Regions from separate parts of the Homo sapiens genome. Here regions 1 and 2 are each linked to region 3. The links are chromatin contacts, found by Hi-C or POLR2A ChIA-PET in ENCODE. All regions are on one chromosome and are shown on one strand. Each heading gives the region's core, a stretch centred on a gene start or an enhancer-like site at or near the end of the contact. The rest is flanking DNA. Distances are from core to core; before and after follow the strand shown.

What was found. Hi-C counts contacts between places; a loop is a spot of excess contacts on that map. ChIA-PET counts read pairs that join two places held with the same protein, here RNA polymerase II (POLR2A). Pooled maps may share reads with other maps.
Region 1: a loop to region 3 is called in a map with no recorded cell type, with 2.4 times the contacts of the local background. The contact joins two enhancer-like sites. A Hi-C loop is called at or near these places in 2 of 37 single-sample maps with no recorded cell type and 7 of 50 pooled maps.
Region 2: a map of aorta shows a loop between it and region 3 (2.1-fold over the local background). The contact joins two enhancer-like sites. A Hi-C loop is called at or near these places in 1 of 168 maps with a recorded cell type or tissue (aorta), 3 of 37 single-sample maps with no recorded cell type and 10 of 50 pooled maps. POLR2A ChIA-PET finds 5 or more read pairs at or near these places in 1 of 52 experiments (T-cell).

Annotation. Positions count from the first base shown.
Region 1 is chrX:9,645,271-9,648,177 of GRCh38, reverse strand. The region is part of intron 3 of TBL1X (transducin beta like 1 X-linked); the gene reads right to left. Among named protein-coding and RNA genes, the nearest start is that of GPR143, 120 kb to the left of the region's middle. Within about 2 kb of position 1,257, at least 3 of the 41 ENCODE cell types and tissues checked have a DNase peak (open chromatin) inside an H3K27ac peak, as active enhancers do.
Region 2 is chrX:9,675,782-9,679,023 of GRCh38, reverse strand. The region is part of intron 5 of TBL1X (transducin beta like 1 X-linked); the gene reads right to left. Among named protein-coding and RNA genes, the nearest start is that of GPR143, 88 kb to the left of the region's middle. Within about 2 kb of position 1,648, at least 6 of the 41 ENCODE cell types and tissues checked have a DNase peak (open chromatin) inside an H3K27ac peak, as active enhancers do.
Region 3 is chrX:9,565,114-9,567,911 of GRCh38, reverse strand. All of the region lies in intron 2 of TBL1X (transducin beta like 1 X-linked), which reads right to left. Among named protein-coding and RNA genes, the nearest start is that of TBL1X, 100 kb to the right of the region's middle. Within about 2 kb of position 1,396, at least 5 of the 41 ENCODE cell types and tissues checked have a DNase peak (open chromatin) inside an H3K27ac peak, as active enhancers do.

The DNA.
Region 1 (2,907 bases), core at 8-2,507, 80 kb before region 3:
TAAGGTAGCTCACGTCCTGAGAGCCACAGAGAACAGGTAAAGATGTGGGATTCAGGGAGCCTTTGGCCAAGCGCCAGAGACCCTGACTTCTAGGGGCAGCTGCACCACTATCTAGCCCTGGGATTGGAGGGTCAGTTATATGGCTGTTTCCTTATCTCTAAACTGAGTATCAAATAGCCCCTATGTAAAGGGGAGAGTGTGAGGAGTCAATGCTTTTATGCAGAGCCCGATGCACAGAAAATATCCAGTATGTGGGAGCTGGTATTTTAGCTCCTCCAGCAATTCCCCAAGAGAGACCTGAAAGGTCAGTAGGAGAGGATCAGGGAAACACACACCTGCCTCGCCCATGACCACTCAGGGCTCGACTCCTCGTCCTGGCTCATCAGCAATGTCAAGCAGGCAAGGTGGCACACATAAAGCCCAACCAAAAAGAACTACCACCAGAGGCCTGTGTTTGGGCATTCTTTTCTAGTATGTACAGCTGGAGACACAAGCCGCATTCTAACACCTAACCGGTTTCCCGAACAGCATCCGCTTCCAGCCTTCGAGTTCTGAGAACTCCTGTGGATGTTTTCCAATTTCTCCAGTTCTAAAATAAAGGAGAGTTTTGGCAGCACTCACAGCTCCTCCTTGGCCCCAAACAGGAGGGGGATGAGAGGGGAGTCTTAATTAGAGCAACTGTGTTTATTTTCTTGCCTGACCCAGCTTTGATTAAAGACACCTTCAATTAGGTTGATTTGAGGTGTTTGGAGTTGTGATTGCGCAAAAACGAAATAACCACCTTCCACTTTGGGTTAAAGCCACAACATTCTCTCACTGTGCTGCTTAAAGAAGGCAAAGAAGAACAAACGAGCATGGGCTGATGGCATTTTTGAAGTTTCTCTGCTAAAGATAAGTAATTCAATATAAGTGATAATTTGGGGTTTAGAGCCGTCAAGAAGCTGAAGGGGAGATTATTTATAGTATTTTTTTTTAAGCCTTGGTTTCAAGGTGGCCAAAAGTCCTATTAATTCGCAGTTCCCTTCACAAAACAGTTCAGCATTCGGTCCCAGGAGAAATGGCTGTTTAAGAGTTTCATTTCATTGAGTATGTAGTTAGAGCACTCAATATGCCATCATTCTGTGGGAGAACACTGGCCCCAAACAAAATCTTAATTGCTGTTTTAATTATCTTAAAAAGTAGAATCACATGGGGCCTGCTGGAGAGCTGGTGCTGGTAGTTAAGGACAGAAAGGGCAAGTTCGTTTCTTGCCAAGAGGCCAGCCGTGTTCTGAAACAGCGAAGGAAGCACGAGCTGATGAAGGGGGCGTGTATTGTAGGAAGGGCAGCGCACAGAGCTCCTCTGACATCACTGGAGGGGAAGCTTTATCTTTCAGCCATTTGCCCTGTTATGTAAACATCTTAAAGATCTTCTAAAGCAGCCCTTGGTTTCTGAAGGCACCTGAGAAAGTGAGTGTCATTAGTTAGGCTGCTATTAGTCAGGCTGTTGGCGTCTGTGCTGGAAGAATCCATTGCTTGGAGGGATGGCCTGGACAAGGCTCAGGTCTTTGGGGCTTGTCTCCATGCAGACTGGACCGAGCCAGGGTCACTGGAAGATCTGCTTGAACTGACCTCAGCCTCTAAAGGGCACCTCTTTCTCCAAGTTGCTTCATGGAAACGAGCAAACTCTGCCCATTTGGAGGCAGCGGCTCTTTTCTCTGCTCAGATGTAAACTGAGTTTATTTTCATTTCACAATCAGTAACCAGCTTAAGACAGAATTTTAAATGTATGTATAAAGTTTACATATAAATCCCAATACACCTTTTCTAACATCTGCCTGGGGAGCAGCTTATTTGGGGGCTGACACAGGCTTGTTTTACCACTTTGCACATCTTTTCATCCTATGTAATTGTAAAGAAGACAATGTGTGGTTCTCGAAACAATCTCATTGTCCAGTGACAGCACGATGAAATAAATTGCAGTGAACACATATGGGAACTATCAGGCCGCCATGAAGATGATTTTAGAAACCAATACACGGCATGGATTGTATGCTAGCTATCAGGTGTGAGTGCTATGTGCACGATACGATCGATCTCACCAGTCATAACTCCAAGAGATAAATATGACCATTACTCTTATTACCATTTTATAGGTTTAACAAATAAAGGCTTAGGGAAGATAACCAACTTAAATCCCAGCGAAGCTAGGATTTAAAGTTACGTTGTTTGACATTAAACGCTGTGGTCTTCCAGTGCAAGTTAAAAATTTCAAAGCTAGGTTAATGGAAAGATATTTATGATATGTCCCAAATTGGGTGGCAGGGGGCGACAACAAAACAGAAAAGAGGGCCAACAAGGTTACAGTTTGACCCAAACCTGTAGGAAAACACATACAGAGGAAAAGTTTGGGGAGAAATGCATAAAAATATTTTATGTTGCTTGCTTTCTTTCATACACTTCTCTCCATTTACCCACAATCAGATATACAATACTTTCAGTACGAAAATATTCCCCGCAAAGTAAAAAATTTCCCATTAGTTTTACGGTTATATTTATTTACTTGGAGTCAATGGTCTGAAATGGTAAATATAATCAAAGAATTATTTCTTCGTTACTAGAGTTCCAATGCCGAGCAGTGACGCCTCCATTTAAATATGGAATAAACTAGTGGCATAAGATGCGGCCAGGAAAACAGCATTTCAGGCAGGGGCAATGTCCATGACAGGGGACTGTGTGGGAAAAGCACGGCTCCCAATTGCATGTGTATCTTTCTACACGTTGTATAGTTTCTACTCTGAACATGGACTACTCATATTTATTAAAACGTAAAGAAAACCTGGGAATGTCGGCTGGGCGTGGTCGCTCACTTGAGTCCAGGAGTTTGAGACCAGCCTGGGCAACACAGTGAAACCCATCTCTACAAAAA
Region 2 (3,242 bases), core at 399-2,898, 110 kb before region 3:
ATCATGATAAACTGAAAGGCTTACACAAAGGATGACATTTTATAAAGGATGGTAGGATCTTCCATGTAAAGTCCTGTCCATTTGGAATAAAACGTGTAATAGTCTCACAAGAGAGGAAACAGTCTGTATAAGAATTTGTCTCATCTAACTAGGCAACATAAACATTTAAAACAAACCAAGTACATGTATTGCGTTTCTTGCAATTATGACACTGCTAAACCACACCCCTCACAAATGACTTCACAAACCATTTGAGTTATACAGTGTACTACTATGCTCAGCTAATGTTGGCCTGATTCATCAGCAAAATCTGCTAAGTTATCAATCACTGGCCTTTAGAAATACTGCTTATTTGGCAGAGAAAAGTAGAATTTAATACTCAGGCAGCTGTGGAGTTGGTTTTGCATCTTCAGCTAAAACAAATACCAAGGGTATCAATTTGTAACATTAAAACTGGAATTTTTATTAAGTATTTAACAGACTCACATACTTGTAATACTTACAGCTATCCAAAGCTGAGGGACACCATCTGCTATCTGTGCATTGCCTAGATCATGGGCTTGCAAACTGAGGCCCACAGACCAAGTCTGGCTCACTGCCAGTGTGTGTAAATAAAGTTTTATTGAGATACAACCACACCCATGAGTTGATGTGTTGTCTATGGCTATTTTCACACTACAATGGGAGAGTTGAGTAGGTGCAACAGAGACCACATGGCTCATAAAGCTGAGGATATTTACTATCTGCTCCTCTACAGGAAAAGTGTGCTGACCTGATTTTATATACAGTTGACTCTCCATATCCGATAGTTCTGCGTCCACCAAATCAACCAACCACAGATCAAAAATATCCAGAAAAAAACAACAAAAAACAATATGATGATAATAATACGAATAAAAAACCACTGCAATATAACAAACACACTTTACTTCAGCCTGGGAGACAAAGTGATACACCAGTCTTGAGAGCAAAGGAAAGAAACAGAAGAGAAGAAAGAAGGAAGGACCATATTGGATGCAATGACATAAGAATTTGGTACCATTTCTTAGGCTTATGGGGAGAACACATTTAACCAGGTGCTCCAAGGCCTGGATCTGCCCCCTAACAGTTTCCCCAGCTCCCTTTTCTGACCCATGGACAGGTGGAATTCAATGATCTACAAGGTCCCTTTCAATTCTAAAATCCTATGTAGAGAAAATAAATTACCTTACAGTGCCAACAAAACCTGAAGGGTTTTAATTTATGGAGGTGACTGAGTGACAACACAAAGAGGCTAATGCCATTGAAAGAATTTATTACTCAGTTCCCAAGGAAGGGAGTATGCTGGGGCGTGCCACACCATGCCACACAGGGCAACAAGAAACCTTATCACACACAGGGACCGAGAAGCTGAGAAAGAGAGAGGGAGGAACTAGGAGTGTACCTTTATGACTACAGTAGTCGGGGAGTAAAGGGGTGGGGATATCCCTTATTGGATAGGAAGTGAAAATACATGTCAGAATTTGTGGCTGGGAGTTTCATAATATGATTTTGGCACGCCTGCAAAAGCCACCTTATGAGAGGTAAACAACTTTGGTTGTTGGTCTAGCTCTATGATCAATGGATACCAAACAGCCACTGGTTAACACACTTGTCCAATCTAGTAGGCTAAAGAGAAGGGGTTTTACAATACAGTCATTATGAAACCAAAACGTATATGTAGCACTTCCTTTTGTTTCTGCAAATGCTGACAGTTTTCCAACCTCCTTATTCATAGCGGAGTCAGCACAGCTTCTCCTCAGTCAATATTTCCTGGATCATAAAGGTTTCTCCAGCAGGACTGCAGCTGCCTGGAAAGCTGCCCACTTTCCTCTCAGTGCTGGGACAAGGTGGTGGAGGTGGGGAGGGTGTGATAAAAATAAAGATGCGAGAGAGGCCAAGGATGAGGAAGTGGGAGCCGGGATGAAAAATCAAATGGTGAAGAAAACACAGACACACACGCACACTCTCACGGAGTTAGGAACAGTAAACAGAAAAGGCGAGGGAATTAGAAATCCTATCTTCATCTGTGGGGCGAATTCACTACCAGTTCCCTTCACTTCAACAATGATGGATTAGTCTCACCAGAGGATTACATTTTCTGCCCAAGAAGCAGTTCTTATCATATGTAAACTCCAATTACATCCATGGTAAAAAGAAAAAAAAATATGCTGGGGAGAATTCTTTTTGCCTTTGCAGTCTATATCACTGAACGTGTTCATATCAGCTTTCCATTTTAATGTGTTTATATGAAAAAAACCCTCAAGGCCCAGTCCTCAACTCCCATCCTAACCTCCAACAACATTTTGCTACAGAAAACAGAGTGCAGTGAGAACATTTTTATGCGCTGCAGACCTGTTTGAGATGACCCACCATAACATGGAATTTAGCGTAAAATGAAGCTGCCTCGGACGGCGTCCAAAAGAAATACCAGAAGGATCTCGTTAAAATACGGTTTTGCCATAACATCTGGCCTGGACCCCAAGGGTGGTGGCTGAATACAGCTCAGGCCGCTGACAAGCGCAGACCAGGCACCCTTGCCAAGACTATTTTCATATCCTCTAGATGTGGGGAGCATCCAGGAGGGAAAAGCATTACTCAGGCCATAAACTCATGTGGCTACTTCCTCCCAGGGCAATGGCGGGCTAGGACAACGAGACAACCTTGGACGGGCCTCGGCTAGGGTAGGGGGTGCTGCTTCCTGGAAATGCTCACAGAGAATTGTAGTGGAGGTGATGCCAGGAGAAGCCTCAGCTCCTGCTGCAAGTCAGCTACTAGGAAGAGCTAGGTGCAGAGACGCTCATGTCCTCCAGCCCTACAGTGTGGTCTCCAGCACCTTGGAACACTCATGAATTCTGGATTCAATATTTGGAAATTGGAAGACAGCATGAATGCTAAACCAGAGATTTACGACGGATAGCACCATTGCAAATCACACTCAAACAAAAGTCAAGATATGACTTTGGGAATATAAGAGAAAGCAATTTGGAAGATGGAGAAATTAACTCACATTGTTAAACAATCAACACAACTCCTGTTCTCACATTGGGGGATTTCTTCCAGTCCCTTTTCTCTATGTATCTTAATTACTTTCTTCTTTTTTTTTTTTTTTTTGAGACAGAGTTGCATTCTTGTCACCCAGGCTGGAGTGCAATGGCATGATCTCGGCTCACTGCAACCTCCGCCTCGCAGGTTCAAGCGATTCTCCTGCCTCAGCCTCTCGA
Region 3 (2,798 bases), core at 147-2,646:
TCATCTCTGCGCGTCCTTGTCCCAGTGGAGGAAACCTACAGGGGCTTCATGGAGGAGGTGGCACTTGAGTTGGCTGGAGAACTCAGGCGAGGAGGAAGAGAATGAGGCTGTAGTTTAAGTGGTGCCAAAGGCAAGGGATGGGGGCAAGATGGGGCGCTGAGGTTTCTAAAAATGTGGGGTGATGCCCTCACAGTGCTCACGAAAGAGGATGTGGCCTGGAAGGAGACATGGTGGTCAGAACAGTATGCCCCATCCATCCGAGGGAAGAAGGGGCCACCTGGGCAAGACAGCCCTGCAGACTGCAGATGGCACTCTCCTGGTGCAGCACCAAAATACTGGACAACCGGTTTGAGTGGGACACCAGCGTCCCCCAAGCTGGGGCAGACTTAACCCTCATCTGCTGAACCATGTGGGGTGAGGAAGGTTGATCCCAGGGGAAGGAACAGGGAAGTCATGCAGGGACCCACAGAGAAGCAGCTCCACACCCTTCCTCAACGGGCCAATTTCACTCTTCTGGCCACTTCTTCAAGAACAGCTGCAGTGGCGGTGCACGCTGGCTCCATGAGTGCCCTGGTAGCAAGAGCTGCAAGATAAGGAGGCCAGGGTCTTCCCTGTCAGACACGCCAATGCACCAGCCTACACTCTCCACCCAGTTCTGGGCCATCAGGAACTGAGGTACAGGAGCACCTCCTGGAAAGATCATGGAAACTACACTTCCTGCCTCTCTGTGCCATTTTCTCTAAGCTTACTAAGGGTACACGCCCCTGGCAGAGGATGCTGAGAACTTCTAACAGTGCGAAAATCCTGACAAACTCCCATGACCCGCCAGATGCCCTAGCCCTTCCCCAGCCCGTTCTATCATCCTCCTCCAGCATTACTGGGCACACATGTTGTATTTTAAAAGGAAAGAGTAAAACAGAAGAACAGAGTTCCAGGCCCCATTGTGCTCCCAATTAATTGTAAAAAACCCTCTCTGCACCAGAGTTTCCTCAGCTGTGAAATGAGGGTTTTAAACTATTTATGAGGTTTCATCCACATCAAAAAATCTGAGATACCATTTTCCTGTTGACTTCCTGTGTCAATTCTAGGGAAAAACACTTGACAATAACTTAACTAAGAACTTGCAAAAGAATTGTGGAGGGAAGCAGAGAGACAGAGAGGATCTGTCCGCAGCCACCTGAGCACTGGAATGCATCCAAAGGGTGCAATATTTTTGCCATAATGATTAACATTTCAACTCCAGAGAAATTCAAGTTGTACCATCATGAAAGCAACATGAAAAATCTAAAATATGTTTTCAGAAGCCACTAAGCATGACAGAGAAGCTGCAGTTTCCTCCTGATCCCTTTTCTGTTTTTAGTGAGCTCTGAATTAACCGGGCCAAGAGCCAGACGCTGACTAATACATGCACCAGCATGAGCATTGCGGGTGTTCCAGTGCCAGAGGATTCCAAACCGCTTCATTTGCTCCAGGGTTCAAGGTCTGTGTAAGGAAGCTGGTGTTTCCTGTATTACCAATATCAAACAGCAGGGTTATATATTGAGGTTTATTCAATGACATATTTAAAAATCCTTCAAAACAAGTGGTTCTTACAGGTAATTTTGACCCCCAGGAAACATTGGGCAATGTCTAGAGATACTGTTATTTGTCAGGACTGGCGGAGGAATGCCACTGGCATCCAGTGGGTGGAGGCCAGAGATGCTGCGGAACATCCCACAACACACAGGACAGGTCCTCTTAACAAAGAGAATTATTTGACACAAACGTCAATCAATGCCAAGGTTGTGAAACCCTGCTTTTAACTATGCCAAAATGTCTGTAATTATACAGATAGTATATCCTATACTTTCACTTTCCAAACCACTTTTAGTCTTTACAAAGTAATACATGTACAAAATTTTTTTTAAAATGCAGGTGAGGCAAAAGGCTCCTTTTATTAATTACATGCCTTTTAGCACCATCTATCACCAATTCCACTTCCCAAAGCAACCACTTTCTTGGAGCTGTTTCTGTTATTGGTGCTGTTCCCTGCATAGTGACTTCCAAGTTTGTTTTTTTGTTGTTGTTTTTGTTTTTTGTTTTTGGGACAGGGTCTCACTGTCACCCAGGCTGGAGTGCAGTGGCACCATCACGACTCACTGCAGCCTTGACCTCCAGGACTCAAGTGATCCTCCTGTCTCAGCCTCTCCAGTGGCTGGGACCACAGGAGCACACCACCATGCCTGGCTAATGCTTTAAATTTTTTGGTAGAGAAAGGGTCACGCTATGCTGCCCAGGCTGGTCTCAAACACCGGGGCTCTAGTGACGTTCCCGCTTCGGCCTCCCGAAGTGTTGTAATTACAGGCATAAGCCACCATGCCTGGCCAGACTTCCATGTTTCTAAATAGTCTGTTTGTGATACTCTAATCAATACATCAAGTTTAGATATCACTTACTGATTTTCACACACATAGGTAAGGATTGTTGGTTTTTTACATTCCCACCACCAATCTTACACTGACCCTTCCACGTTTTCGATAGCTCATATAACTTTTTTTTTCAGCTAAATCAATATTTCACATATATTACTTTGACAATGGAATGGGCACTGCTGAGTGGGCAATATAGTATGATTATGATTTTTTTTTTTTTTTTTTTTTTGAGACGGAGTCTCGCTCTGCCACCCAGGCTGGAGTGCAGTGGCGCCATCTTGGCTCACTGCAAGCTCCACCTCCCGGGTTCACGCCATTCTCCTGCTTCAGCCTCCCGAGTAGCTGGGACTACAGGTGCCCAACACCACGCCCGGCTAATTTTTTTTG